2 separate regions of the Homo sapiens genome follow, and region 2 is linked to region 1. A link is a loop called in an ENCODE intact Hi-C map of the cell type or tissue named here. Cell type or tissue: heart left ventricle. All regions are shown on one strand. Links, peaks and the distances in the headings refer to the core of each region. The heading gives the core; the rest is flanking DNA.

Region 1 (15,772 bases), core at 4,589-12,588:
ATGCGTGCACCACCATGCTGGGCTAATTTTTGTATTTTTAGTAGATACAGGGTTTCACCATTTTGGCCACCTGCCTCCCAAAGTGTTGGGATTACAGGTGTGAGCCACTGTGAGCGGCTTTTTTTTTTTTTTTTTTTTTGAGACAGGGTCTTGCTCTGGTGCTCAGGCTAAAGTGCAGTGGTGTGATCTCAGGTGACTGCAGCCTCAACTCTCAACCTCCTGGGCTCAAGCGATCCTTCCACCTCAGCCTCTTGAGTAGCTAGGCCTACAGGCATGTGCCACCACACCCAGCTAATTTTTGAGTTTTTTTGTAGAGACGGGGTCTCCCTATGTTGCTTAGGCTGGTCTCAAACTCCTGGGCCAAGTGCTGGGATTACAGGAGTGAGCCACTGTGCCCAGCCAGCAACAACTGCTTTTCTGTAAGATCAAATATCGTACTGGAACAAGAAATCAAATGATGTGAAATACCCCTTTCTAAAGATATTGTTGTTTTTTGTTTTTGTTTTGTTGTTGTTGTTGAGACAGGCTCTCACTCTGTCCCTTAGACTGGAGTGCAGTGGCACGATCATAGCTTACCGTTGCCTCAAATTCCTGACCTCAAATGATCTCCCACCTCAGCCTCCCAAAGCTCTGTAATTACAGGTGTGAGTCACCTCACCTGGCCCTGGCAATATCTTGAAATGTGCAAAGGCAATCATTATTTTTTATAGCAGGTAAGTTGGTCTACTACTAGGGGAGGAGGCTGCATCATTTGCTGTCTTGAGATTTCTTCCAGATCTATGATTCCAACTTAATAGGAATTTGATTTAATTCAATTTATGTGGCCAGGCGTGTGGTGGCTCACACTTGTAATCCCAGCACTTTGGGAGGCCGAGACGGGCTGATCACAAGGTCAAGAGATTGAGACCATCCTGGCTAACACAATGAAACCCCGTCTCTACTAAAAATACAAAAAATTAGCCAGGAGTGGTGCTGGGCGCCTATAGTCCTAGCTCCTTGGGAGGCTGAGGCAGGAGAATGGTGTGAACCCAGAAGGCAGAGGTTGCAGTGAGTCAAGATCGCGCCACTATACTCCAGCCTGGGCAACAGAGCGAGACTCCGTCTCAAAAAAAAAAAATTCAATTTATGCAACAGCGGCTAGTAATCTATGAATGCTAAGAAATATATGTCATATAGACTATTCTGAAATAGAGTATACTTAGTAATAATAACTTTTATTGTATTATATAATCAAACCTCATGAAATTACACTTTTTGGTACAAATAAGAGTAATGAAAAAAATTTTAACACACATAAAAATCTTTTACTAGTACTGATTCTAAATAATTTTGCTTGCTTTCCTAGTTTATTTGGACTAACAATGTCTTTTAAACATCCAACATTCTTGAGTGGCTGTTTTGCGTAAGACATTTTGTAGTATGTTAGTTGAACTGGTGAGAGTCATGGATTAAATGCTAAAAAAGATAAAAAAGAAACATTCACCGAATTATTTCAGATATAAAAACGAGGTGCATATAAATGCCTATTTAAGTATGTAACACAACACATCTGTGTACTATCCTCAGATAAAAGTCTTTTGTTTGTTCTTAAAAGTTCAGTATGATGTAGAGGAAATAAAATCCAACCGTTCAGACAGCCAAATAGCAGATGAAACAGATGGACTCTGACCAGCCATAAAGGCCAGAAAATTCTCCTGTTTTGGCTCTTAAATTTTAACAGGCATGAAAAGACCATTTTTCTCCCATTGTGATTATGATTTGCATAGCTGTATGCTTTTTCATTCTTATATACAGACCCATTAAAGTCTATATTATGAATAGCAGAATAATAATTTATAAACACTTAAAATAAATATGAGAGAGTGAGCACCACAATTAATTTGGGCTCGATGCCTAGAGAAGTCACACATTCAGATGTTCTTGACTGAGACATACACACTAGAGCCACATATTAACCAAACCTCTTGGTGGATTTCTGTTCAACTCAATGAAGGCACACAAATGTACCACAGCACTAATATTGATTCATACTGAACCGTAGAAAGATTGTCCAACTAAAATGATTTTGTAGGCCAGTATACACAAGACAATATACATGTGTGTTTGCAAACATGCAGTTAAAAGGCATAGCCATCTGATCACTGTTAGCTTTTAAACAATTTGGCCAGTGTTTGATTTTTTAGTGAAACAGCTACAAAGTTCACTTCAGCGTTTTGCTCTGGTTGCTCAATAAAAAAAAAAAGTGTTGACAAGAGATATGGTAGAGATACAACAGGGTCTTTTCCTTTTGGCAGAGGACATTCTTGGACTGTTTTGAAAAGTCCAAGGTGCAAGCTGGAAGACTCTTCTTACAAAGCTGCAAAGGGGTGATGCAGCCTCCTACCTGTCAGCCTAGTTGAGCTTTTGTTTCCATTTAAGGGTTCCTGGGGTGTGAATGTCTTTGCTACCCTGGCTTCATTGGGAATCAGTAACTCCCCTGCCTGAATGTCTCTGCAAGTGTCCAGAACCAGGACCCTTCACGTGCAGGTATAAAGAGCTGTTGAACTATGAAGAATAGGAATGGGTGGAACCCTGAATCCCACAACCCTGGTACATGGAAAGATGCAGCTAGAGAGCTGAACTATTATTCCAGAATCTACAGAATTCTCTCCCTTCTCACTTCTTTTTCTTTGAATGACACGGAGACAGCAATATCCCCAGGCATAAATTTGGAGATATGTATAAATGTGTGTGTTGTATTCCCTTTTCTCATTTCTCTTCTGGTTGTATTTCTTCTAGTGTATGTGTGCCCCACAACTTTTCTTAGGAGCACTAGGCGAAACTATAGTAGCCTAGGGAAAAAGCCTGGGCTTTGGGGTCAGACAGATCTTGCGGGATTCCTGGCTGCACTGCTTACTAGTGGGTGACCCTCACAGTCATTTTACTTTGCGTTCCCATCTTCTTATGCGTTGCATAGGAGCAAAAGCGCCCACCTCACAGAATCGCAGTGAGCACTGAGACAATGTGTCTGACATCAGGTGACAGTCAGAATTAGTTCACTTTCCTGGCTCCTGCTGCTTCTCCATCTTCTGCCCTCTAACAGTCTTGTCTGTCTTTGCCATCTCTTTCTGTTTATCTCCTTCCCCAACATGAAATTTGCATTTTCATGGCCAAAAAAAAAAAGTATGCTTTTGGCCGGGCGCGGTGGCTCATGCCTGTAATCCCAGCACTTTGGGAGGCCGAGGTGGGCAGATCACCTGAGGTCAGGAGTTCGAGACCAGCCTGGCTAACATGGTGAAACCCCGTCTCTACTAAAAACACAAAAATTAGCTGGGCATGGTGGCACGCACCTGTAATCCCAGCTACTCAGGAGGCTGAGGCAGGAGAGCTGCTTGAACCCAGGAGGCGAAGGTTGCAGTGGGTGGAGATTGCAGCATTATACTCCAGCTTGGGTGACAGAGTGAGACTCAGACTCAAAAAAAGAAGACAAGAGGCTGGGCATGGTGGCTCACGCCTGTAATCCCAGCACTTTGGGAGGCCGAGGCGGGCGGATCACAAGGTCAGGAGATCGAGACCATCCTGGCTAACATGGTGAAACCCCGTCTCTACTAAAAATACAAAAAAGTTAGTTGGGCGTGGTGGCGGGCGCCTGTGGTTCCAGCTACTCGGGAGGCTGAGGCAGGAGAATGGCGTGAACACGGGAGGCGGAGCTTGCAGTGAGCCGACATCGTGCCACTGCACTCCAGCCTGGGCGACAGAGCGAGACTCTGTCTCAAAAAGAAAAAAAAAAAAAAGGATGTTTTTAAGTAGTTTGACCTTACCAAATAAATGGAAACTTTTAAAGTTTCTAATTTAGAAATCTTGTGCCTTCAGATGTTTCAGTGTCTCTGAAAATACATGCTTAAAATGTGTAATGAACTTCCTTTTTCCGGTAACATCTCAACCCTTTTCCTAAGTTTGGGTACCGCCTGGCGCAGGAGCCTTGGTGGAAGGCGGGGAATGTCTCCAGCTAGAGGACTAGAAAGGGGATGCAGGTAGTAAGTGACTTAGCCCAGCAAATCAGAGGCTCCCAATGTGCTTCTGAACTGGACTCAGCCAATCAGATGCTCCCAACGGGAAGTGACGCAGAGACGAGTGGTTCAAAGCTGGGAGAGCGAAGGCGGCAGCAACACCCATCTGCAGGTACTGCAGGGGTCGGGTGCAGGGGTACGCCGGCCTAGCCCAAGAGGGGGGCCCTCACTCAGTCTTTTCGGAAGAGCCCCACTCACCCTCAGGCAGTTTCTTTCAGGCTTTTGTGGCTTCCTGCGCCATGCAGTTACGCTGGAGAGGGATTTAAGAAGTGAAGATAGAGACATTTTAGAGCCATTTCCCAGCTTTTGTGCCATTGTCCTGGGAATTCTTCTCTCTTAGATAAAAGTGACAGGCTACCTACCTTCTCGCAGGAATTCTCACCAGAGGGTCCTGTTTGAATTTTAATTTTAGTAACCTGATTTTTATTTCTTTTCCTCTCACTTCATTTCCGTGTATCCATGTTTGAAGGTGTGTGTGTGTGTGTGTGCGTGCATGCATCTCTGTGTGTACCTGTGTGTGTTTCTTTCTCCTCACTTTTCTCATGTTAAAGGCTAACCTGAAGTTAAAATAGTTCAAAAAGTCATCTCTGGTTAAAAACCAATAAAGCCAAAACGATAGAAAATCTAGAATTTAACAGATGCTTTTACATATTGCAAATCAAAAAACCTTTCAGTGGGCCGGGCATGGTGGCTCACGCCTGTAATCCCAGCACTTTGGGAGGCCGAGGCAGGTGGATCACCTGAGGTCAAGAGTTCGAGACCAGCCTGGCCAACATGGTGAAACCCCGTCTCTACTAAAAATACAAAAATTAGCCAGGTGTGGTGGTGTGCGCCTGTAATCCCAGGTGCTCAGGAGGCTAAGGCAGGAGAATCACTTGAATCTGGGAGGCAGAGGTTGTAGTGAGCTGAGGTAGTGCCACTGCACTCCAGCCTGGGTGACAGAGACTCCGTCTCCAAAAAACAAATCAAAACAAAAACAAACAAAAAAGGCTTTCAGTGTATAAATGCATTGTTAAATATTTTCTCATTGCATTGTTTTTTCTTTCTTTTGAGACAGGGCCTCACTCTGTCACCCAGGAGTACAGTGGCACGATCACAGCTCACTGCAGCCTTGAACTCCTGTGCTCAAGGGATCCTCCAGCCTCCACCACCACAGTAGCTGGGACTACAGGTGCGAGCCACCACACCTAGCTAATTTTTGTATTTTTACAAAACATGGTCTGGCTATGTTGCCCAGGCTGGTCTCAAGCTCCTGGGCTCAAGCGATCCTCCTGCCTTGGCCTCCCAAAGTGTTGGGATTACAGGGGTGAACCACTGCACCTGGCCTTCTCATTGCATTTTACAGTACTTTCCAGAATCACAACCCCAAATGTAAGAAACACAACTTAAATAAACACACATATTTGAAGTCATAATAGGGTTGCTCTCTTTGCTTTTTAAATCTGAGACACTTTAACCACCTATTAGTTATTGTTTATTTTCCTTTCTCTTCAAGCTGTCACATCTACCTGCGGAATTCACCTTATACCTTAGAGAGAGGCTGCAGTCAGTGACAGCTGATGGGAAATGCATCTGTTCCTTTGAGTAATTCAGCAACATCATTACTTCTCAGGTATCTGTTGAGGGTGGAGCAAGCTACAAATCGCTGATGAAATTCACTGTGTAGAAGCCGAGCTCGTGGGTTCTGCCACTTATTATCTTTGTGACTTTGGGCAAAGTGTCTCTTGGTGCCTCTGTTTCCTCCTCTGGAAAAAGACGTGCTGATGATAATAGTACCTACTTCATAGGGTGCTTGTGAATGTTAAACGGGCTAATACATGTGAAGCACTCTCCACGGAACCCAGCAGGTAGCATGTGCTGAGGACAGGCTCACCGTTGCCATTATAATGCGTATCCCTCAGTTGGCCAGTGGGGAACTTCCAGATCTAACAGCCTGGTATGGGCTGAACTGTGTCTCCCCCTACAAATTCATATGTTGAAAGCCTACTCTCCAGTACCTCAGAAAGTGACTGTGTTTTTGAATTTAGGGCCTTTAAGGTCAAACTGTCCAGGCGCCATGGCTCATGCCTGTAATCCCAGCACTTTGGTAGGCTGAGGCGGGCGGATCTCCTGAGGTCAGGAGTTCAAGACCAGCCTAACCAACATGGTAAAATCCCATCTCTACTAAAAACACAAAAATTAGCCGGGCATGGTGGCAGGCACCTGTAATCCTGGCTACTCGGGAGCCTGAGACAGGAGAATTGCTTGAACCTGGGGGGTGGAGGTTGCAGTGAGCTGAGATCATGCTACTGCACTCCAGCCTGGGCAACAGAGCCAGACTCTGAAAAAAAAAAAAGAGGTAATTAAGGTCAAATGAAGTCATGTGGGTGGGCCCTAATCCAGTATGATTGATGTCCTTACAAGAAGAGATCAGGACACAGACACACAGAAGAAAGGCCACATGAAAATATAGGGAGAAGATGGTCACCTACAAGCCAAGGAGAGAGGCCCTCAGAAGAAACTGACCCTGCTGACACCTTGATCTTGGACTGTTAGCCTCCAGAGTTGTGAGAGGATAGATTTCTGTTCTGTAAGCCCCCCCGCCTGTGGTGCTAATATCTTGGTACTTTGCTTTGGCAGCCCTAGCAAATGAATATGCTGTCCAGTCACAAGCTCTGTCCTTGCAACTGGCTCCAACCTGGGGTTCTCTGCCCTTGAACCTTTCTGATTCCCCCATCCCTCTAGATGCCCCTCATCTCCATCTCACAGCTTCCTTCGCCACTTTCTGTCCCCAGAGTGTAAAATTCCCCAGGCTCTTCCTCAACACTTTTTCTTTCTATATTTCCCCGTGAGGATGAACTGATGGCCCATTTTCATAGATCCAACTGCCACCTTTATGCCCAGGAGTCCCAAATCTATAGCTCTAGTTTTACTCCCCTGAAATCCACACAGACTTTCCAAATGCCTGCTAGACATCATGAGGATATCTTGCTAATATACCCCCCACCAAGCTCATTGTCTTTTCATCCAGATTTTTCCTCCTGCTTCTCCTCCCTCCCTTAATGCCTTTATCATTGCCTTAGTGACCCCTGCTATGAAATCAACCATTGTTTCCTTCTCTTATCACCCTCTTTCCCCTAAGCCCTATAACTCACTTCCCGAAGTTTCCTTTACTTTTCACTCTTTCCCCATTCCCCGCTACACAGACCCAGGATTCATCTCTTGCCTAATATTTTTCAATTTCTTCCTAATGATTTTCCCTACCTTGGGTTTCAGATCTCCATTTTTCAGGGATTTTTTCCCCTAAATTACAAATAATATTTTCCTCTTGAAATATCTTACTGATATTTTGTTGCCTAATTTAACAAATAAAGCCCCAAATTACTCCCACTGGCATTCGTGATTTCCATGATCTTTTAAACATCCTTTTCAGCTTGAGAGGATATATTTTGCACAAATTGTGGCTTCCACAAAATCACCTAGTACACTTTACACTGACTGCTGCCGTATCAGACTAGTGCAGAATCAGTGTAAATTGGTGATCCTACAAATAGTAATCAGAGTAATCATTTATCTTCTGCAAATATTAATAGGTCACCCTTGCCTTCTGTAGATTACAACACTTCCCTTCAAAGTAGACCCTATACAGTGAATGAAACAAAGGGGAATTCAGATTTTTTAGTAAGTGCTTTTTTTTTTTTTTTTGAGACGGGTTCTCATTATGTCCCCCCGGGCTGGAGTGCAGTGGGCAATGGGGCAATCATAGCTCACTGCAACCTTGAGCTCCGGGGCTCAAGCAGTCCTCCCACCTCAACATAAGCCACTGTCCCCGGCCAATAAATACTACTTTAAACTCCATGGAGCTTCAGCACATCTTATCCAGATCACTCTGTAGGGCTGAGGATAATGGTTTGGGGGAATGCATCCCTCATGTATCTTAGGCATATTTCTAAAACTGCATAATCACCATGGCCATTTCTGATGGCCAATGCCCAGTGCCACTCCTTGGAAAATGTCAAGAATGTAAGACTCAGGTCTGTTGCAATGAAATGCATTTCCAGTGAGGCTAATGATCCTTATGTAAATTGTTGGAATTCTTGCGTGAATAACCCTTAGCAGTAATGGCAATGAAATGGAATCTCACTTTACTTTTCTTCCTGGGGGCTTCCAGACCCTCAGGTTCACCATTGCAAATGTTCAGTAAACAGAGTGCTGAGCGTAGGTGGAAAAGAGATCTGGGTGAGGAGTGCAATTTTGGGGTTTTCCACATCCAGGAGAGAAGCAGAACTGTACCAGTGGATCCATTGTCAACCATGGAGTTCAGGAGGGGAGGGCCTGACCCTGCAAGACGCACTCGGAGAAAGAATTCATGAAAAGTGATCCCGACCTTGCAGAGCAAGCATTGTAGTTAATCACACTTAGATAAAGGAGAACAGCGTATTTCTCAGTTACGTTTCCTGTCTTCTCAAGGGTTTAGCCAGATCTCCATCAACATAGCCTAAGAACATTTTGTTTTACTTTCTAATTATTTGCTTTAAACTTTCAAACTATTTTGGTATCATTCTTCAGTATGGGCAGAGAGAAGATTTTTTTTAAGGGTTTCTTTGGGGACCATTAAATATAGTTTTTAATCTGTTTTACTTGGTTTTTATTTTAGTAATGCTCAGAGGAATATTCATGTATGAATAAGCCTGAAATAATAAAGCTTGGACTAATTGTATTTTTGGGAAATAGGTCAATTCACAGCTATAAAAAGCAAAAGGCAACATGTAGTAGCAATAGTTCTATCTGAATGTCGGTCATCTAGATTATTGCTAGCTCACACATTCCATGTGTTTTTAACTTGATATTAATGGTTAGAAATGTAGCAATGTAGTTTTTTGGGTAATTTTTGAAGAATAATGACTTCAGGTTAAAATAGGTAGGGAGTTTGGGACCCAAATTCCATCAGTAAGATTCCTTCAGCCGTCCTTCACCTGATTTGAGAAAAGTCATACAAATTCTTACCAAATTATGAACATTTGACTAATGAACATCTATCCACAAAAATCTCCTGGTGGTAGATGGGCTTCTTTCCCATCCGGGTTTTACCTGGGACAATTGAGGGGTCACGAGATCATGCTGCCACCTGGTGGTCCACATGGGTAACTAACATCTACCCTCAAACGATTTTCTCGGGGGCAGTTCAGTTCTGCTCTGTTCAATAAATCTTCATTGAGCTTTCACGAAGGCCAGGCATTGTGATCCTTACCCAGGGGACAGACCTGTCTCTAGCTACTTTTCCTTTGTGTTTTTCCATTTATAATTCAGTTTATTTAGTCTCATGCAGTTGCTTTGTTGGCACTCATATTCTCTTAAACCCTCCTCTTCCTCCTTGCCTCTCTTAACCCGTTTGGCTTCCTTAGAAATGATAATTTCTCGCCGGGCGCAGTGCTCACGTCTGTAATCCCAGCACTTTGGGAGGCCAAGGCGGGCGGATCACGAGGTCAAGAAATCGAGACCAGCCTGGCCAACATGGTGAAACCCCATCTCTACTAAAAATACAAAAATTAGCTGGGCGTGGTGGCGCATGCCTGTAATGTCAGCTACCCAGGAGGCTGAGGCAGGAGAATTGCTTGAACCCGGAAGGTGGAGGCTACAGTGAGCAAAGATCTCGCACCACTGTACTGCAGCCTGGCGGCAGAGCCAGACTCTGTCTCGCAAAAAAAAATAAAAAATAATAATAAAAAAAAGATGATTTCTCTTCTTCTTTCTCGAGTTCTGTTTGTGCAGCAGTAGTGACACTAATCACAACTTTAAAGCAAACGTGTTATGGTCTTAGATATTTTTTTCCAAGGAAAAGGAAAAGGAAAATAATACATTTCATGATTTCTCCATAAACTCGTAAAGGCCTCAAAAAGGGCCCAGAGTTCTACAGAAGGCTCTTGTCGTCTTCTCATCTGATTGTGTGTCTACATTGCTTTTACCCACTTTTCCTGAGGCACCGACATTGAACAAAAAGATTGATTCTTGTTCTTATCCATTTTCAATTTTCTGGAAATAACAAATGTTGCTTTTTACTATTTTTCATCACAAGTGTGGACCATTTCAACTCATTGTGGGTTAAACCAACTTTCTTAAGATTATTTGTGAATACAATCATTTTTAATAAAATGGTTTTTAGGGAAAATTTATTCAGAGTTCACACGAGCAGCTTAAAAGCTTTTGCAATGCAGTCCACTTCAACATGACGATTTTCTGCACTTGAAAAACAGATAAATTAGAGGCTATTTTCTTTATAATAGAAAAAAAGTGTTATTTTATAGAATAATTAATCATGGAGTTTTAAATATGATCTTCTCATTACATTTAATTGTGATTCAATTGTAAAGCATTTAGAAACAGAAGTAGTCATAAATTTAGTGGGGGTAAACACAGATTGAACCAGGAATTATCAAAGAATTTGGAAGAATTATACAACTTAAGAATTTCGTTGGTTCCAGTAAGCGCTCACATATCTGAAATATCCTTGCCTGCAGTCAAAACAATGTGAAGACTAATTACAATAAGAAATACTCAACCTTCAAATAAATTCCTACAATTCTTTGTGGAATTGCTAAATCAAAGGATATGTACATTTGTAATTTTGATAAGTACAGTAATGCTAAATTTCCCTCCATAGAGATTAAACTAATTACATTTCTATCATTTATTTTTTAATCCCCAAAGACATCATTATTTTTGTTTTATACAGTCAATGTTTGTTAGATTTATCAACACATTTAGAGCTTCCTGTGTTCTTCATTCCTTCATCATTTCTGGCTCTCCATATGGGATCATTTTTCTTTTTTTAAAATATGCCCCTTAGAATTCCCTTTAGCAAGCTTCTCCTGGTCGTAAACTCTTTGTCTTCTTTGTCTGAAAATGTCTTTCTTTGTTTCCTTCCTGAAATAATTTCAAATTGACAATTATTTTCTCTTAGCACATTGAAAATCTCATTCTTTGTCTTCCGGTTTCCACTGTGGCTGTTAAAGAATTAGGTCTCACACAGTCTGACTGTTTTAACTCCCTCTAAGGTAATTAGTTTTTTCCCCCTCTGGCTGCTTTGAAAATTTGTCTTTGCACCTTTAAAATAATTGTATTGTTTCATGTTTTTGTTTGTTTTGTTTTGTTTTAGTTCCACTGCATGTATCTAGTTGTAGATTTTCTCCCCTGCTTAGGATTTGATAAGTTTCTTAAATCTGTGGATTTGTCTTTCTTGTAAGTTATTAGTTATTATCATTTCAAATATTGTCTTTTAGTTATTTTTTCTCCTCTCTTTTTAGGACACTTATTAAATGTATATTAGACCTTCTTATTTTATCATCAATGTTTTTTAACCTCTTTTCTATATTTTTTGTCCTCTGTGCTACATTCTACATAATTTCTTCTGACCAACATCCAGTTCACCAATTTTCTCTTTAGCTCTGTCTAGCCTGCTGTTAAACTATATTTGAGTAATTAATTTTAGTTATAGGGTTGTTTGCTTTTTGGAGTTCTATTTGTTTGTTAGGGTAATTTTATAGTTCCTGATTCCCCAAAGACATTTTCTTTTCTTTTCTTTTCTTTTCTTTTTCTTTTTTGAGATAGGGTCTTGCTCTGCTGCCCAGGCTGGAAGGCAGTGGTGAGATCATAGTTTACTGCATCCTCGACCTCCTGAGCTCAAGCAATCCTCCCACCTCAGCTTCCCAAGTAGCTTGGACTATAGGCACATGCCACTGTACCTGGCTAATTTTATTTATGTTTGTGTGTGTGTGTGTGTGTGTGTGTGTGAAGACAGAGTCTCATTATGTTGCCCAGGCTGGTCTCAAACTTCTGGCCTCAAGCAATCCTCTCCCCTCAGCCTCCTAAGTGCTGGGATTACAGGCATGAACCACAGGGCCTGGCTCCCAGAGATATTTTTCAAGGTAGTCTTTTATTTCTTAATACGTAAAAACAGGTGGCTGGGCACAGCAAGGACTCTGAGGAAGGCCTGTTTCTTTTGTTTCTTTGTTTGTTTTTGTTTATTTTTGCCCAGGCTGGAATGCAGTGGTGTGATCATAGATCACTGCAGTCTCAACCTCCTCCCTCAGCCTCCCAAGTAGCTGTAACTACAGGTGCATGACACCATGCCCAGCTGATATGGTTTGGATTTGTGTCCCTGCTCAAATCTCATGTCAAATGTAATCCCCAGTGTTGGAGGAAGGGCCTGGTGGGAGGTGATTGCATCATGGGGGCAGATTTTCCCCTTGATGATCTCGTGATAGTGTGATAGTGAGTGAGATCTGTTTGTCTAAAAGTGTGTAGCACCTCCCCCTTCACTTTCTTTGTCCCACTGCAGCCATGTGGGACATGCCTCCTTCCCCTTCACCTTCCACCATGATCGTGTATCTCCTGAAGCCTCCCCAGCCATGCTTCCTGTACAGCCTGTGGAACCATGAGCCAATCGAACTTCTTTTCTTTATAAATTACCCAGTCTCAGGTAGTTCTTTATAGCACTGCAAGAACAGACTAATATACCAGCTAATTAAAACACGATTTTTTTTTTTGTAAAGATGGTGGCTTGCTGTGTTGCCCAGGCTGGTCTAGAAGGCCTAGCCTCAAGTGATCTTCCTGCCTGAGCCTCCCAAAGTGCTGGGATTACAGGTGTGAGCCACTGTGCCCAAAGCCTGTTTCTGGGAGACGTGGGATTCTTCTGATAGGTGTTTTGGCTCAAGGACTCACCATCAGTCTTACTGAACTTCCTTAGAACTGCATTGCAGCTCAAGATTCTTCCTCCTGGCCTTCCTTGTTCCCTCTCTGCTGCACAGGGACCACAACGGCAGTGTAATATAACTCTCCACTATTCCACAATTCCCTTGGCTGCCTACCCACTTTCCGGGACAGGCATTCCCCTAATAAATTCTTGCATGTCTAATTCTGTCTTGGTGTCTGCCTCTTGTAGAACCTGGACCAACATAAAGGGTACAAGGAATAATTGAAGAAAACAGATGATAAATGGGGATTTGAGGTTGCTTCACACACTGCCAGGTGGGCAAAGACGATGCTATCCTGGTTGGTAGGTGGGGTGTGAATAGTCCCTGGCACAAAGTGAGGCTTAATTACTAGAGATTTCACCAGTAATGATGTGAAAAAATGTCCCAGTGAAAGGGCCGTGGTAGAGACGCAGGCATTCAAAAGATTTGGAGGTGGGGGCAGGAAGCCATGCCTACCAAGACAGCAGAGTGGCTAGTTACTGCTACGTTGTATTGATGCCGTGCAGAGAGATAATGAGAAACTGGGACCCTTAACACATTATTCATGGTTAACTGTAGGAGGCTCAGTGGTAACTTACAAAGGGGCCCTGTCTCCTGCAGTGGAGCAGAATGAATGGAACCCACATGATCCGCTGGGGTGCATCCTGGTACGCCCTTGCCCTGCTGTAATTGTGAATGGACACATGCAACAAGCCCAGCCTTAGGAGAGTGTGATCATCAAGGGCTCACACCTCTCAGGAATGAAGAGTTGGTTCACACCACCAGGTGAGCCATCAAGAGCTGCTGAGATCATTGCTGAAGATGAGGCGAATCCCAACTGGGGAGAGGTGTAACAGCTGCAGCCCTGAAATCAGCTGCAGTGATAGAGGCGTCATTCCCCTGACACTCCTCTTTTAGGTTTCCGCTTGTTAAGAATAAATTCCCACAATAACCAAAGAGGAACTCCTCCCTGAACCCATATGGAGAAGTGCAGGACAGTACAAGGGGTGGTGGCTGGGAGATACTTCTCTCAGGTCTCCAGTTTCAGGGAGTATAACTGACCGACGGCCTCAGCTGCTCCCAGCTAATGCCCAAGCAGGGCAGGGATGCTAAGCTGGGTCTATCCCTGGGAAACACAAAACTCCTCTGATGGGCACCTTTGGCTCAGGGTTTCCCATCGGCCTTGACAAGCTCTTTTAGAACTGTACCTGCAGGGTAAGACTCTTCTATCCCCCGCTCCTTCCTTCCCTTTCTCCTTCACCTGCGTCACAGTCTGATGGCTCTCCCCATCTTCTCTGGCTTATGCCCATTTTCCTTCATTTCCTGCATTCGAGAAGTATTAGGTGTTTCCCGTAATAAATCTCTTTCTCATTTAACCCCATCGTGGTGTCTGCTTTTTTCAGCAGACTAACAGGTCTGTTATTTCTGTTGTTCTCATTCATGGTGCCTTATTTCCTTGTGTTCCTGGTTATCTTTGACTGTGTGTTCGTCACTATCATTAAACTATTAGTTAAGGGGTTTTCCCTGGGATCTGAGATGAAGGTTTTCTGCAAAAAAGATGTTCATTTGCTTCTTCTAGGCACCTGGAAATACCACTGGCCCAGGAGCACCTTACACCATGTTGTTGGCTTCAGGTCCTCTGGGATTTCTCAGGTAACATAAACCTGGGCTGCTCATCTCAGGGAGGATGAGCCCTCTCCTGAGAATATAACTCTCTTCTTAGCCTCCACCTTGTTCAGACCCAGGGCTTCCTTTCTTTTCCCTTTGTCCTCTTCAGCTTCAAAATGAAAATTCACAATTGTTAGGATCCACAGATAGCCTTTGGGCAAATGTAGCCTTCATACTCCACATACCATTCTGGGTTTCTGTTTCTCCTCCAACATTTGCAGGGTAATTCCTCATGATCAGATGAGGATTTTAAAAATATTTTATTTAGCATTTTTAGTTGTTTTCGGGTGGAAGGTTGGTGGAAATAGCACATCATTACCAGACAACAAAGGTCAGATGTGTTTGTTTTCTCCGTATGGATTTAGAATCAGTTTTGTCTGATTGCCAGAAAACAGTCTGTTGGATTTTTTAAAAACTCAAATATATTAATTATTTACAAATCAGTTACATTTACTGACATAGTCTATCAAATTTTGTGTTCACTTTTGTTTCTTGTAACTCACGTTTTTCTCCTGGGATCAGATTTCTTCCTGCTGAAGCACCTCTTTCAATGTTTCTTTTGGTACATGTCTGAAAATATCCTTAATTTGCCCTCATAATTGTGTGAAACTTAAGCTGGACACAAAATTGTGATTTGACAGTTATTTTCCTTCAGTCCTTTAAATATATGACTATTTTATTCTGGCATCTATCTATTCTTGCTGCCAATTTAATGATTAATCTTTTGTAAATAATCTGTCTTTTATCTTTGATAGCTTTTGAGACTTACTCCTTCTCTTCTTGTTGTTTAATTTCATCGAATGTGTCTCCATGGGAATTCATCCTAATCTTGCTTGTTGCTCAGAGTTCACTCTCAATGTGCAGTCACCTCACACTTGCAGTTTTTGGCTATTCAAATGTTGTTTCCCTGCCATTCTTTCCGTTTTCTTCTGGAAATGTTTGTTGGAGCTTCTGAACTATCTTTTAAAAATTTTTAATTTTGTAAAGACAGAGTCTTGGCATGTTGCCAAGGCTGGTCTTGAATCTTGGGCTTAAGCAATCACCTATCTCAGCCTCCCAAAGTGCTGGGATTACAGGCATGAGCCACTGCACCTGGCCATCAACTATCTTTTACATTTGTTAACTGATCGTTCTCTATCTTACTCAGATGTTTCCACTTGGCTTCAAGGCCCCCAATCCCCAACACAAAAGTGTTTCTAGTCTTTTTTTTTTTTTGAGTTGGCGTCTCACTCTGTCACCCAGGCTGGAGTACAATGGTGCGATCTTGGCTCACTGCAACCTCTGCCTCCCTGATTCAGGCAATTCTCCTGCCTCACCCTCCTGAGTAGCTGGGATTACAGGTGC
Region 2 (15,772 bases), core at 4,969-12,968, 180 kb before region 1:
TCCAATCTCAATCTAGGAAGAAAAAAAATTATTTTCAAATGATTATAACAAAATATGAAAACTAAAAGGAAAGAAAGATTCTCATTGTACAAACATTACAGATCACAAGGGAAAAATGTGAATGGGCTCCACAGACAGAAAACAGGACACCGGCAAGAAGTGTGGGGGGCAGAGCTGCACGAGCCAAGCTGAAGGATGGGGAGGGAGCGTTATGCCCCATCACCATGTCACTGAGAATTTAAAATTGCTGGTAGCCTAGAATCTTTTTAAATGGGTAAGTAATATGGTCCTTTGAGTTGGGGAAGAAGAGTGAGGAGGAAAATAACCAAGGAAACAAAAAACTAACCAAAGACTAGAATCCTGACACAGATCTGTGACCTGGGAACCCTTTCCTAAAACATTTCACAGCAACAGTAAAGGTCACCCTAAATACCGAATTTAGTAACGCTTGTTCCAACATAGTATTTAGTGATAACATTCCCAACCCTGATTTGATAAGAATTAGCAATTAAGAAACAATTTTAGTCCACAATACCATTGTGGGCTAATTTGGGCTCAACTGTTTAGGGAAGAGGATGACCTAAAAGTGATTCCCCTTCCGAGCTACAGCACATCTCATCATCCGCGTCGGACTATCATAAAATTTCATCCACATTCAACTGCAAAAGTTTTTCTTTTTTTTAAGAGTACAGCATTATAGAACTGTATACTTGAATAGTAAGTCATTTTAAAATATACCAAGTACCCAGGGGTTTATGCAACTAAGAGTCTGTGCAAGTATAGTCTATGTCGTGTGAAGGTCTTTAGACATCATGAAATAAAGTAGTTCAGAGCAGTAAGCAGCAGAATGGAATTCAGAAAAAGGGCACCTGGGTTTCTAATCTTGATTTGCAGCTTACTAGCTGCATATCCTTGGTAAGTCGCTGAATCAAGGGTCTTACTTTTCTCATCTGTAAAATGGTGACTATAATTCCCCTGTGTCTCCCTGGTAAGGCTGTTAAAGGGATCAATGGAGTAATGTATGAGAAAGTGCTTGACAGAGAAGAAAAACAAATCTGACTTGTTCAAAGCCTCAGCATGCCCTGAAAAGTGGTGATATAAAAACTAGCCACTTTTCTTTGGAGAAAAATAAAATTTCCTTAATTTCTAATCTCTTTGAAATGTTATATATGTTTTTGGCAGTAAGGAAACATGCCCATATTTTATTTATAGGTATCTATCCCTTTGATGTGTCAACAACACTATTCCATTATATGTTAAACTAAAAAAAGTAATTCTTGCCATTTTCTTTAATACTTCAAAAGCGCGATAAATTCTTAATTCATGGCTTTCAAAGGTGTATTTTTAAAAGCAGCGGTCATTTTAAAAATCTTTCAAATATAAATAAAAACTCAACGAGGAAAAAAGTAATATGAAGTAGACTAACTGAATTAAAAGTGCACAAAGGTCTGAAGAAAGCCCCAAACTCTACTAAAATCCATGTCTTCTGAAACAAGAGAAACACTTCGGAAGGAAGTTTTAAAACTCAATATTGCTTTTATTAAAATGAAGCCTTTTTCTAATGCTTTCAGGAGGCACCAGGATGACGTCAGAATGTGACCCTGAGCCACACTTTCAGTGCTGTCCCTTCTCCATCACTAGGGAGCGTCCTCAGCCTTCTCCAGGTGATGCTCGGCAGCTGCTCTTCCAGCCCTTTAATGTCTGCTTTGAACCACAGATGCCTGTCTTTGTGTTCTTGTTCACGTTTCCCACTTAGCTCCTACAATCCCAGAATGCAGACATCAGCCCTTTCTCCCTGCAGCACAGGGTGCCCTGGCCAGTCCCTCCGTTCTTGCTGGTGTTGAGATGAAACCTTCCCTGGGAGAAGCATGAGGAAGGCACTGGGGAGAGGCACAGAAACCCTCCTAGTGGGCCGCAGTTTGTCTCTGATGTTATCACCAAAGCCTCTCCTAGCGAAAGCCTGAAGTCTTCCTCAGAATCCACGTGTATTTCATGTGAAATGCTCTCCCCAACTTCCCCATAACCAGGGGTTAGAAGAAATTGCAGACATCAGCCCTCTCAAAAGGGTGCACACCTGTCTCTCTAGGTTCTTCTCCAACTCCTGCCTGTTGGTCTGCTGGATGAGAAAGGGTTTCCTCTACTTGGCCCTTAAAAGATTCCTCCCCCTGGCCCATCTGCTCCACATCCCCTTTCAAGCTGCCCTTTGTGAAGTGTGGGCCTTCACACCTGCCTGACTCTGCCCTCAGTGCCCTGCAGGAGAGAAGCACAGCCTGGTTTCTCCTGAACTCAGAATTCTGCACCTAGGGAAAATTTCATGTCATCTATAGAAGCAGGAAGTCCCTTTTCCACTCAAAACTAAGTGACACTCATGCCCCCACCTATTTGCTTTAAAAAATTTTTCAGAAGCAGTGGCAAAAACATTCAAATAATTAAGAAACAATTAAGACGTCTTGGCAATTACAAGGCAAACCCCCAACACTTGTGATAAAACAAGGAGCAATGTTAAGATCTTACCAGCTATAGGAAAGCACAGAGTTTAAGGAATTTCAATAACTGCATGGGAAGAATACGAAAGATGCATAGAAACACCTTCCCTGCATGGTTTTTTTCATTTGCGAGCAATTTCTCTTTAGGCCTGGCAATGCTTCACCATGAGCACCTCTTTCCCACCACCAGGTGGCGAGCACAGTCGCTGCCATCAGGCCCAGTGGGCGACACTGCAGCCCTGTGGGGGCAGGAACAGAGCCGGGGGGGGGGGGGGGGGGGCTGTAGGATCACACTCAGAGACTGAAAATTCATGTGCATCTAGCTCCTTCAGACACCAACGTTCAGCAATGACTCGGAATCTTGCCAGAGGTCACCCCTGAAATAATGGGAACCCCAAATATAAGTGGAAAACAGGAATATGTTGGGGAATACGGCAGGTAGCTTTGACAGTCATGTAGGTACCAAGAAGAAAAGGAAGGATTTGGGGTTGGTGGCACACAATCTGTTCTATGATGAAACTGAGTTTCACACAGCAAATCCTACTTCCCAAAAGAAGCTCCAGCCAGCCCTGCTTTGACACTGAGGAGACACTGCTGGCAAGGGCGTTCTCTTCCCTCTTAAACTCCCGGCGTCAGTGCAACAGCAGCAATGAGCAGAGCAGAAACCCACACACACAGGAGGAAGACACGAAAGGGTGAAGCCATAAGAAAAAATGCCAGAGCATGGGGGAATAGAAAGCAAAACCATAATAGCAACAGCAAAACCCAAAGCCAGACGAGGTTGTATCTACTTGGGAAAGAAAGGATTCAGTGTTCCCAATGGCAGCAGGTTCTGCTCTTCTGGACATGTGAACTACTGAGTCACTTTGAGCATCCCAGGATAGGAGTTAGAAAGCTTTAAGCTGATCAAGCAAGAATGTCTGAGTCCTTCAACCTTTGATGGCAATGTAAGTATGAGGATTTGCCTTTGGCCATAGACACTGATAAGGAAACTAGTATCCACTTATTTGGAATACTAAATGACCTGGCTCTTCCAGGTAACTCAGAAAGTCAACATACTACATATATAAAATACATGTTTCCCTTCCTGCTAACATCCAATCATGGGAGACAGGGCCATGGAGGTATCATATCCACACCACTTACTCCCCAGATGACACAAACCCAGTGGCTGGATCTCACTAAATAAATAATTTTTAAAATAAATATCTTATAGCTCCTCTTCCTAATGAGTTCAAGCCTACTGTCTCTGGTGAGGTTTGGGCTGTTCGTTAAAAAAAAAAAAAAGGAAAAAAAGCCTCCTATTTCACTGGAATTTTGAGTTACTATGTGTGTGCAAACAAAAGTATAAAGTTTAGGTACTTAGGAAAAAGTCAAAGTTTAGGTTCTCAGGAACAAATTGCTATCTTTAATGTTATATCATGAGTCATTTTTTGGAAGCTCTACTCCTAATAAAAAAGGCAAGCAAGACGCCACCTCAATAAAAACTAAGACAAACAAATATGTCTTCTTTCTCTGCCAGAACAAATCTGTTTGTAAGTCCTTCCTAGATTCACCTACTACAAAGTAGAACAGCTGAGATGGACGTGGCACATTAGACACGTATGATTATATAAAATTTTATAATATGTAAATGCTATGTAGTAGTATGAAACATCATTGCTGTTTTATACATGGGCCACATAAAAGCTACCCATTTCATCATAGCTACTGATGACTATCCGTAGCTAGAAACTTTAGGTATACAAATTTAGACACATCAGGGTAATTCAGAAAAACAACAGCAACAACAACAACAAAAACAAATTAATTCTCCCTTGCCTTCTTACTCTTTTTGTTCCTTTTGGTCTTTGTCAGATGGGGCCTTGCTTTGCCAGCCTGGCTGACACTTCCCTCAGGCTGACCGTTTGGTCAGCAAAATTAGACAGAAAAGCCAGAACAAGAAGGGAAGAAAAGAAGGGGAAATGGAGGCAAAGATGAGAATTATTAAGAGGGCAGAAGATTATAGTTCAGAGGCTTTTCCTTTTGATACGTTTTCATGTTCCCTACAGCTATGACACTGAGGCTGCGTGTTACCTTGATCAACATTTTAACCCACAGAAGTCAACTCTCCTAAAACGGTTAACGTTGGGGTGGGTGAGTCCCCATGCTAACACCTACCTGGGAATGTCAGAGACGTCTTCCTCTCTCCCTCCCCCTGCTTTTCAAATGTTTTGATATTATGTAGCCATGCAACCCTAACATTTATTGAGGACAAGGAATTAGAAGGCAAGACGCCACAATTTTTTTTTTTGAAGCAACTGGATTATGGCTGGGTGTTTTAAACTTACTTCCAGGTCACTTGAAATTATATCAATGTGAATTTCTTTCCCATCACCCTGAAACAGGCACTGCTGTTTACTGGCTGGCCTAAAGGATGTACATGCGGTCGTTCTCAACGGCTCTCTGGTCTGTCCTGAAACAGGTATCCAACCCATTCTGCCATCAAGGCCTGGACCCAGGCTCTTATGCAGATGCGTTCATGTCAAACTGACACACAGAGGTCCCTTCACTTAACATTCCAGCTGATCTGTTTTGCAGAACTGGATTTTTTTAGATGGAATAATCAACTCACACCTTCCCAGAGAAAGATGGGAAAATTGCCTAGAGTATTTTCCTTTACAGTTTCACCTGTTTCACGGGAGGGATGCAACTGACAAACAAAATGCAAGTGAGTACGTTGTGACCTGTTAGGGTATCACAGGGAGGAAGCTGTCTTTTCCTCGTGAAATGACTAGCAATAAACTTTTGCATTCCTGTGAGTAATAAAACCCAGAATAGGAAGCTTCAGTTGCTCTAACAGTCTAGATAATTTTTCTTATCGGAGTGCAATAGTTTATAGCTATTGTTATCAGACTTCATCAATGATGTACATTCCTGGTTTTATGTCAGCATTCCTTAGTTATTCAACATCTGTCACAGGTTTTGCACGTTCCTAAAACACAGAACTTATCCTGTCGGGCATTAGGATGGTGCACTTTATTGTTCTACAGAAAGTCCATTTGTGCTGTTTCTCAGTCCACTAAGAACAGATGCAATTGAGATTTCCAAACCCAGGGAAAATAGTATCCAGTTAAGACACCCCCACAAGAGTTAAGCTGCCCTATTTCCAGAAGGAAAACAAACCTCTCGGCCAGAGCTCTGCTTGGTGTTCCCCTCACAGACAGCAACTCTTCTTCCAGCCGCTGCCTTTCAGCTTCTAGGCGTTCTAATTCATCTTGGGTACGTTTCTGTGGGGTGACGAACTGAAGCTCTTTCAAAAGTTCTTCTTTTTCATTAATCAGCATCAGTTTTTCCTTCTCAATATCCAGTGCCCCAGGCCAGGCCTCACTGTCCAATTTTGACAGTTCAATTTTTAAGTTGGCCATACTAAAAAAAAAAAGATAGAAGAGGTATGCACATACTTAAAACTCCTGAGAAAGGTAAACACAGCCTAAGCCAAATTTGGTGTTGACATGCTGTCCAGATTTTCCTAACTTGACCTTACCAGAAAGAGGTGTGGTCTACTGGTGAGAGGCCGGAGTGGGAGCAGCAGCCTTGCACACCAGTCTCTGGGCCTGTCTCTGCACTCAGCTGTCACCCACTTCTTTCCCCCATCTTTAAAATGTGAGTGAGCATACCCAGCTACCTGACAAAAGGGTGAAGGCCAAGTACACAGAGGCTTCAAAAGCTGAGTGCTCTGGGCGCCACGAGAGGCCAGCTCTGACGTGTGACTGCCTGTGTAGGTGACAGGAAAGATGCCTGGGGGGTTCCCTTTAAAAAAACTGAGGTGAATGATGTCTGAGATGCCATCACTATACATTTTATTCCAATGTGTTTTAGATGCTGTCCGCTAGTAAAATGGGAACCCCAGGGCAGGCTGGACAGAGACTAGGGCATTAGTAAGTCAGGGAAGGAGAGAGCAGCAAAGAGAGCAGTGGTGTGGCCAACTGGTATGAAAGCAGTTGGGCCAGGTGCAGTGGCTCATGCCTGTAATCTGACACTTTGGGAGGACAAGCAGCACGATCATGTGAGGCCATGAGTTCGAGACCAGCCTGGGCAACATAGCGAGACCCTGTCTCTACCAAAAATATTTTAAAGATTTTAAAAATTAGCCAGGTGTGGTGATGTGTGTGCCTGTGGTCCCTGCTCCTTGGGAGGCTAAGGTGAGATCACTTGAGCCCAGGAGTTTGAGGCCACAGTGAGCCATAACTGCGCCACTGCACTCCTGCCTGGGTGACAGAGCAAGACCCTGGGAGGGAGTCAGGGGTTGATCCATCAAGGCTCCCCCATTGCCAAAGAGAAGGGGCAGGGCTTGGCCTTCTCCCGTTCACATTCTCCTTAAGCTGCATGTGAGTCTCCTCCCCATCAGTGCCCCGACTGGTGTACAAGCCATTTACTGAGCAGTCATTGCACTGACACTTTATACATTATTGTGCTAGCCCTGTGGTTGCTCTGTACACAGCTATTTGCAGGCAGCATACGGTGGACCTTCACTAGTACAGGCAGCTGGCATGACACCACTGGAGTGACAACAGGTGCTGAAGTGATGTGGACAGGGACAGGAGAAGGAGGAGGAAAATGCACCAAAGGCAAACCTCACTGTTTCCATAATTTTGCCTGACCCCAGATTTCTCTTATGTCTAGAGCTTCGTAACACATGGTAGAGTTAACATTACCCCCGACTCAGTACGAATGTCCTAACCACCTGAGTCAAATAACTTGCTACGTGGCACTGTAAAGACAATGAGGACTGTTCATAAGGTAAGCGGCACATGGTTCTTTCGACCATAACGACAAGATCTCAGTGAACTATGAACTCCACTGATGTCTGCACAAGGAATCTATGTTTCTACAGAAAAACGTTGGATGATTACTTTGGATATTGTTAACAGTACACACCAAAATACGAAAAACAGAAAAGAAATACTTTCCCATTTTCATGGGAGAACTTGTAGAAGGGAAGAGAAAAGGTGAATGAAAAACATAATCAAGAGCAAAGATGGAAGTAGATCTATACCTTTGTGCCATAAGTTTCTTGTTCTAATTAAAAATAAAATTGCATGTTAGAGTGGCACGGTGTATGCAGTGTACTTCTGATTTTCTCCCCCCATCTGCACTTATGATAGATTTAAGTAACATCAGCTATTCTTCAGCTTTAACCACAAAATCATAAACAACTGTCTCAACATACTAGAAAATTAATCATCAAAATGCGAAATAAGCATGATATTATTAGCTTCATTAAGCACATAAAATAAGGGCTGGAGGAGAAAACAGATTTCAGAGAAACACAACCTGCCTCTTTACTTAATCAGAATTGAGGAGGAAAAAGCATTTTCAACATATGCATAAGCGCTTGAGATTTACTTTCTCATCAGCATCACTAGTAACTTTAAAACAAAACCCCAAATGGCACGCCAATGCAACCAAGTGGGAAAGAACCAATGTCTGAAGTTTTGATGTGACTGAATTAACCAACTGAACCAGGAACAATAACATAATACAGGAAAAAGAGGCGCCCGTTTATTATTTGTGTCATCAGACATTAGGCAGGTCTTAAATTTTATTTTAGAAGGAGTGTTCCAAATTTGGGGAGCAGAATATGAAGAAGAGTTTTAGAAGCACCTAGGAAGAGAAATGTGATGTGAGCTCCAGATAAAATTCACTTAGAAGTCAAAGGAGGGTGAAAGTTGAAGCTGATCCATGGGAAGCAAGAGTCAAGCCCGAAAGAATGCAGGGGCTTAAGGCCCAGTTCTCCAAGACTGCTTCTGAGTAATGGCCATTCTCTTTCAGAAAAGCAGACCAAATTCATGGCTTTGTCCACAGCCCTGCCCAGGTGGACACACAACAAGGGGACCACAGGCACTATCTACCGAAAGCTGGCACATTGCCGGGCCACAAAACCAGAAGTTGATCCTCAATACTTATTGAAGGGAAGGCACTAATCTGGGCACTGAGAAGGAGATAATAAAGCCTAAACATTTTTCCCTAACCTGAAGAAATTTAGAATCTCCCAGAGAAAATTTAAAGGCATTAAAATTAGCTGAGTAAATTGCTGTTCAGATCGCCTAAGTGACTTGTTCAAGCTCACATGGTTAATAATTTGTGGAATGAAGCTTAGGTTTCTTTCAGGAAGTGAGGAACCAAGTAATATTAAGAATACAGGTTACATAGAGGTGAATATTGTATTTATTTTACTTTGTTAAAGCCTGATAACCTCTAAGGACTACGGCCAATTGCTTTTAAGTTATCATCATCACCAATAATAAGGAATATACTTCAATATCTGGTTCTCAGCTGAGCTTTTCATGGTCATGGGGAGAAACATGATAAATTCCTGTTTCTTGCAGGACGATAATGCAGTTTCTCCCAATGTCCTCCTAAATAATAACCCAATGGCATTTTAAAGCTCTTATGAGGAAAATAATGAAATCAAATGTATCAGTATAATCCTTTCCCTCATAATAAGGAGTTCTATATTATGAAAAGTATTTGAGTCTATCTACTAGATACGGATAGTGAAATCTCTTTTTTGTTGTTGTTGTTGAGACGGAAGTTTCTTATGTCTCACTCCAGCAGAATCACAAAGTAAGTAAAAGATAGCACAGGGATTAAGAAGAGTTTATGAGGTAAAAGAGAGAAATGAGAATCTCTCTTCCTTTTCCCTAACCTAAGTCGACTGGAACTGCCACCTCAGCACCTTCAAGGACATTAGCAGTAAGACTTCCCTTCAAATCAAAGGCAAATAAATCAATACTTATTTGCCTTAGAACTCCTCAACAGCTATTTAGTCCTATACCTGAACCACTGTATCATATTTCCATCAAAGCAACCAATCTTCTCACTTTTAATTGAGAGTTAAGTATTGTACCAACTCAAAGCTTCTTTTTTCTCAGAGGAGAAGGGGGCAAGTTCATTTGTATACTTCTCACTAATTCTCCCTGTTCTTTAGCTTTTGGTGGTTGGGGGGTGGAGGGCGGGGGGAAGAAAAGGTAGACCAGAGAGGAAGCAGCCCTGACATGCTAAAACCGAAGGGTGGCCTTGGTAAGAATGTATGGGGAGTGCCCAGCAGATGTCACCACAGGAGTAAAGATTAATTCTGGAAAAGAAAATGTTTGAGCCATGCACAAAACAGCTTCTCTGTCATTACCTTCTTTTGGCTTCTTCATACTGTAGGCTTAGCCTGACCTTTTCAGCTAAATTTGATCTACTTCTTACTCCAATCTAGTGGAAAAAGAAAAAGGAAAAAAGTCAATTAACTCTGCTAATGAATGAAGTAAATTGCTTTTGTTTCTGGGAAGTATGTGTAATTGAAAAGTTAAAGAAGATGGTACTGAAATCGGGAAACACCAATTTTAAAAGACACTTATTTTATTGTCTCAGTAGGGGCAAAACATTTCTTTCAATTCAAGCTCATCTGTTTTTCAAAGACTCTAACATTATTTTCTCTACACGTTAAATTCAAGATAAAAAATATCCTGATACTGTAAATACCAAGGTAAATGTGTCTGGTATCTCAGAGTTTATGAAGGGTGTACAGGTCAATAAAATTTATGAACTGGAACTAATTTTTTTGCCTTTATGAGCCTAATTTCTAGCATTTAGCTTTCAACTGTACAAAATATAAACTAAATAAGTTCAAAAATTAATTTTCAAACAGGTAAGCCCTACTGTTGATCTCTACCTGTTTTACTTTCACAGCACATATTTCAAAGCAGCATAAAAGAATATGAAAAGAAATGGGAATGTATTGAGAAGTAAATACCTGCTAATGGCATCCCAAAATGGAGAAGGTAAAATAGTTAACAATAGCCAAGCCACATTAAATATTTAAATGGCAGATATAAATCACAAATTAAACATTTTAATATAATCAATTAAGATTTACAAAAACAAGTTTTCTTATTAGTCTTAAAAGGCATGTTTTTCTGTTTCTCATTGGCCTAATGTTTATTTGAAAGGACCTACATTTCCAAGACTCTAAACGTAATAGGAAAAAGTTAAATTCTCATATGCCTCTAGCCTTTCAGCGTGTCTCTAAAGGAATATAGCATGAGAAAGTTTGAACAAAGCTACTCATATGGACAAATCCTGACATACTTGGCACCTAGATAGAAAAGATAAGGCTATGATTTTTAAAACTAATCTTACGAAAATGGAACACTGAATGCACACAGCCAGAATCCAAGTCACATATACTTCTGGTTCCAGTTCACCATCCATATTGCAATTAAGGCCCATCAAGGACAACACTGGGCCAACTCTTCAGCACAGATAACTTACATCTCCGGAAATGCTTGTTTGTGACCCAGCATCAAGGGTCTGTCTGGAGAGACATAAATGAGAGTTCACAGGACTACATCTCAAATCTGGCTCAGATCTGCCAATGTTCTGATCCAAATGAAACCGCTCCTGCAGCTTAGCAAGACTCTGTTCAGAAAACACAAAGTGTTTCATAAAGCTTAACAAGTAAGACAGCAAACCTTCCCTACCAGGTGAAATTAAAAGGAAAGAGCTAATCTCAATGGAAAAAAACAACTTTATTTTAGTAGGTACTTACCATTTTATATAATTGAAAAAATAACAGCAGGATATAATTTTGCACCTCCATACATGTGACTTTGGAAGCGAGATCATATTAAACCAGTTGTCTTATCTATCTCAAAACAGCATTTTCCTATGAACGGTATCTTTAAAATACATGCATGTCTTATTTCTAAAAATTTCATTAAGAAGTTATCTCTATTTCAATAGGAACCCACTCACTTCATGCAGCTGAAATTGTGGAAACAGAATATCTATAACATAATCTCTCATTTTAGATACAGTAAAAGAACTTCCTACTTTGAAGACTTCTTCAATTAAGCCATTGTACATCTGGACAGGACCCAAGAGATTATTTAGCTCACATCAATGTTAGGGATTAGGAAACTGAGGCTCAGAAGTTGCTAATGAGTGGCACAGGCATGGAACAAGCCCATCTGTGTGTCTACTGCATGGCACTGCCTGTGGTGACATGTTTGGCTTGGTAAAGAGAATAATCAAAAGCAAATGTGCCTGCTGTGGGCACTCAGGTTTAATAAACTGTGTTTACTTTAGAGGGAGGATATGAACAAGTGAAAGTATTGAAAAGGAAAGACTAATCTGAATTACTTAAAACAATAAAAAGGAAACCCTAGGGTAATCCTAATAAAATGATAAGAAACCATTATTATCAACAAAAGAGCCTGTATTTAATCCTGATATTTAAAATTTTCATGATTAGGAGGAATTAGAAATATCAGAGATCTGAAATTTTTTACCTAACTTTCTCTATTTTCTCTCAAAGGGATATATATACTATATACTATATATATAATATATATATAGTATATATATTATATATATATTATGTAGTATATATAGTATATATGTAGTATATAGTATATATAGTACATATAGTATATATAGTATATAGAATATAGTACATATAATATATAGTATATATAGTATATAGTATATATAGTATATATAGTATATAGTATATATAGTATATATAGCATATATAGCATATATATAGTATATAGTATATAGAGCATATATAGTATATACAGTATATATATAGTATATATAGTATATATATAGTATAGTGTATATATAGTATAAATAGTATATATAGTATATATATATGAGGATAAAACTTAAATGGTCACATCAAATAATATAGAAAAGAACAAAAAAACCTTTTAGTGACCTTGTGCAAGTCTTTTCTATTTTTCCATCTATACAGTGAAAAAAAGTCAGTGTTCTTCAAACTCATCTGTGATGGCAATGCATTCTATCAATTTAGTAGGTTGTTACTAGTATTTTTTTAAATGAAATAGAAGATACTAGAAAATAAAATCAGAGTACATCACCAGTTTAAGAGTAGGCATATTTCTGTGAAATTCATTTGGAGTGTGTATGTGTGTGTGTGCGCGTGCATGCACACCTGTGTATCTATAGGTACACACAATTGTGTGTTACTGGGTTTTGATGTAAAATCTATTTCTTACTGTGGTCAAAGAGGTTTGAAAGTCACAGAAGATATCTAAAGTTTCTTCTAACTCTATTGTCAATCTCTGCATCTACTAATTAATGTAATTTAGTAACTGAAAAGGGATCTAATCTTTTAATTTAATCAGGCCTGCAGATGAATCCAAAGTTTATAGGAAGAATGAAAGATGACCTAAAATTGTTGAATTAGAAGGTTCCAATGTAGATTTGCTCCAGTTCTATTAACTTTTTTTTTTAAAGGACCTACTACATGCATTTCTGGAATGACTGACTTAATCAGCAAGACAATTGTGGAACAAAACCAAAATACACACAAGTAAAGTCTTGCATGTGTTATATGTATGTTAAAACCACGTTAACCCAGACTGCCTGGGTTTGAACCATAGTCTTGCTACTTACCAGCTGTATGACTTTAAGAAACTTTAATTTTTCTGTGCTGAAATTTCCTCGTCTGTAAGCTGAGAATAATAACAGTGCCTACCTTTAGTGGCTGTTGTGAGGATCAAGGGAATTATTTATATGCAAGGCAGTTAGAAGAATGTCTGGCACAAAGTCAGTATTTACAATTACATGCTATTATTATTTTGTCTTTTCTATATTATTTTATATTCTTCTTGCAAGTAATGCAAAATTATATGGATCCAAGAATATTTATCTATATTCAACTAATATTTTGAAAACCAACATCAAGTAGTTAAATATGGTATTTAAATGTAGATGTTCTATTGAGAATGTAAACATCATCAGTGACTCTAACATTTTCCCATAGATGCGGACTAAATTATCCCTCAGCTAAGTAAGAACTCCAAATATACGAAATAAGAATTCTTAGTGTTTGGGATGGAGGGAAGGAGAGGAAGAGAGACACCCTTAAAAAAAAACTTGACTGTATTTGATAGTATAGATACTGAGAATACTGATCACTTAACGGCTATTTTGTGTTTTCTACACATGATGCTGGATCACTGGGAGTTAAGACCCACAGGCTGAGAAGTGAACAGGTTTAGTAAGGGGATCTATGGCCATTGGCAGCTTTGCTAGGGTAACTGTATAGGCATCCCCCAGCTGGGTCAGCACTCCCCGCCCCACCCTTAGCTGGCACCCCAGAATCAACTGGGTCGGAAAACTTTTCTAAGCTCCTCACATAGCCTCATCCCCAAAAGGCAAGCCTTCTACTTACTGATGGCAAATGATATATCCCTTGTGTATCCTGGGCTGAGAATTCTGCTTACTGGGGACTCATATGAAGTTTTCAGTGAGTTTCAGGGTGCACCAAGATGTTAATCTCCTCACATGAGCTCCAGGCCCCACCACCCACTATCTCAAAGGCCATCCAAAGGCTGCTTACAACGAAGCATACCAGTCAGTTGGAATCACTCTGCTCTCCTCCAAGGCAGCAGGCTACCTTTGTGCCTGCAACAATCTCCACAGGGCCCATTCTGCACAAATGTGGCAGAGGTAGAAGGGTCATCCAGACTCTGAGGGAGCACTTCTGCCCCAGTAAGAGTTTCTGGGGGCCTCAGAAGGTAGAAGTTTGGCTTAACAAAATGTTTTATAATGTACCTGCATCAGATCTTGTTTTTCTTTTTCTCCTGAGCTAATTGCCTTTCTGATAGATTTTAGTTCTGTTAGAATGGCTTTGGCTTCACTGAGTTCATACCCGCTCTGGCCTCCAGACATTTTTTTATCAATTCTGTGAAAAGAGAAAAAGAAAGAAAAAATATCAAAGAATGATAGCATATAAGTTAAACAGAGAGTAGGAAGTGGTTTGGAATTGTCTCAGTTGGATGATTATTTCACTGCTGACTGTCATATACCAGCAATCATCTTTTCAGGCAGTTTCTCCTCCTTTCTCTCTCTTTTTTTTTTTTTTTTTTTTTTTTAGATGGAGTCTTGTTCTGTCGCCCAGGCTGGAGTGCAGTGGCGTGATCTCAGCTCACTGCAAACTACGCCTCCTGGGTTCAAGTAATTCTCCTGCCTCAGCCTCCCAAGTAGCTGGGATTACAGGCACCCGCCACGATGCCCGGCTAATTTTTGTATTTTTGGTAAAGACGGGGTTTCACCATGTTGGCCAGGCTTGAACTCCTGACCTCGTGATCCGCACGTCTCAGCCCCTCCTTTCTCTTTTAATCACAGGCGGCTAAGATTTCTCCCATCCCTCACTTCAAACCCAGTCCATTTCTAATCACTTTTGGGCTCAAACAAACGCATGTCTTTTTGCCTTCAATCTGTTTGAATGATCCCACTGCTGGCTGAACCCAAACCTTATCAAGTGCTGATCCTGATCTTCACCCAAGAAAGGTAAAAGACGTGGGCAAATGCTTTAGCTGAAGAACACAGAGGCAAGTAAACTGCCACCTGATTTACATAATGTTTTGCTGTAATGTCTGTGCAAAACCTGGCACAGGGCCTGCAGCTTGGGAGGCCTTTAATAAATGGTTAATAAGTAAATTATTATTTATACTAGTGAGTATCCTACAATGTTTGGATTGTGTGGTTAGTTTTTATTTCTCTCTCTCTCTCTATATATATATATATAATATTTATTCTGCTTTTATGAAAGTTATGAGTCAAGATAAAATTGCTTGACTTGCTGGATGAGTTCAAACTTAGGAAAACGGCAGAAGGGCAGTAGTCATTTCTCAACTCATATTGAATAAACAGCTCTTCAATGAGCTAATTTATTATCCCTGCAGAGCTGCTTACCAAGTGTCCTTGCAGTTTACATCGTCACCTTAGGCTAGAGGATTTCACGTAACCTAATTCTTTGTGTTCGAAGGGCCTAATCGAATTACCTAATTCTTTTAAAAAAATAGTTTCATGTACTCTTCATGATCACTCTCCTGGTCCTCCCCAGCTGCCTGTGCTATCTGGGATTCATTATGAATACTGCACGAGTTCTCCTTGTGGGACATATGGCTATGCCTCTGCCCCACCCAACAACTCTATACACGTTCTTAGACATATTTTTGGTTTTATCCAGAGTCTCCAGAGAAATAGTACCTACTGAATCGGGGAAAACAGGCTCTGAGCTCGTTTGGTTTAAAACATTTAATAATTAATACTTATTTTCAATGTGAAAGGTATAATCTGAAAAAAAATAAAGCAATGCCATCTTAATCACTCTTCCAAACAAAGTCCACTCAAACAAGAGCGGTTTATAGATAATGTATTTCCCCAAGCACTGTTTTAGTAACTATCTTATGCTGCTGAACAAGCAATTAAAGACT

Evidence for each region. Peaks named below come from ENCODE experiments on the same cell type or tissue, not always from the same donor. Only the 100,000 strongest peaks of a DNase experiment are listed, where the experiment ranks them.
Region 2: a loop joins it to region 1, with 5 times the contacts of the local background. A loop is called at or near these places in 68 of 110 quality-filtered maps.

The regions. Positions count from the first base shown.
Region 1 is chr4:183,067,125-183,082,896 of GRCh38, reverse strand. LOC105377578 (a long non-coding RNA gene) reads left to right here. Exons shown (of 3, transcript XR_001741938.2): 2 at 5,545-5,661. Among named protein-coding and RNA genes, the nearest start is that of WWC2-AS2, 24 kb to the left of the region's middle. In heart left ventricle, for the core only: a CTCF peak has its summit at 9,148 (motif pointing left); a DNase peak (open chromatin) is centred at 9,166.
Region 2 is chr4:183,243,879-183,259,650 of GRCh38, reverse strand. WWC2 (WW and C2 domain containing 2) reads right to left here. Exons shown (of 23, transcript NM_024949.6): 6 at 14,106-14,235; 7 at 10,791-10,937; 8 at 9,658-9,731; 9 at 5,652-5,894; 10 at 1-12. Among named protein-coding and RNA genes, the nearest start is that of WWC2-AS1, 11 kb to the right of the region's middle. RefSeq lists a silencer at 2,694-2,753. In heart left ventricle, for the core only: a CTCF peak has its summit at 9,586 (motif pointing right); no DNase peak of the experiment used is centred there.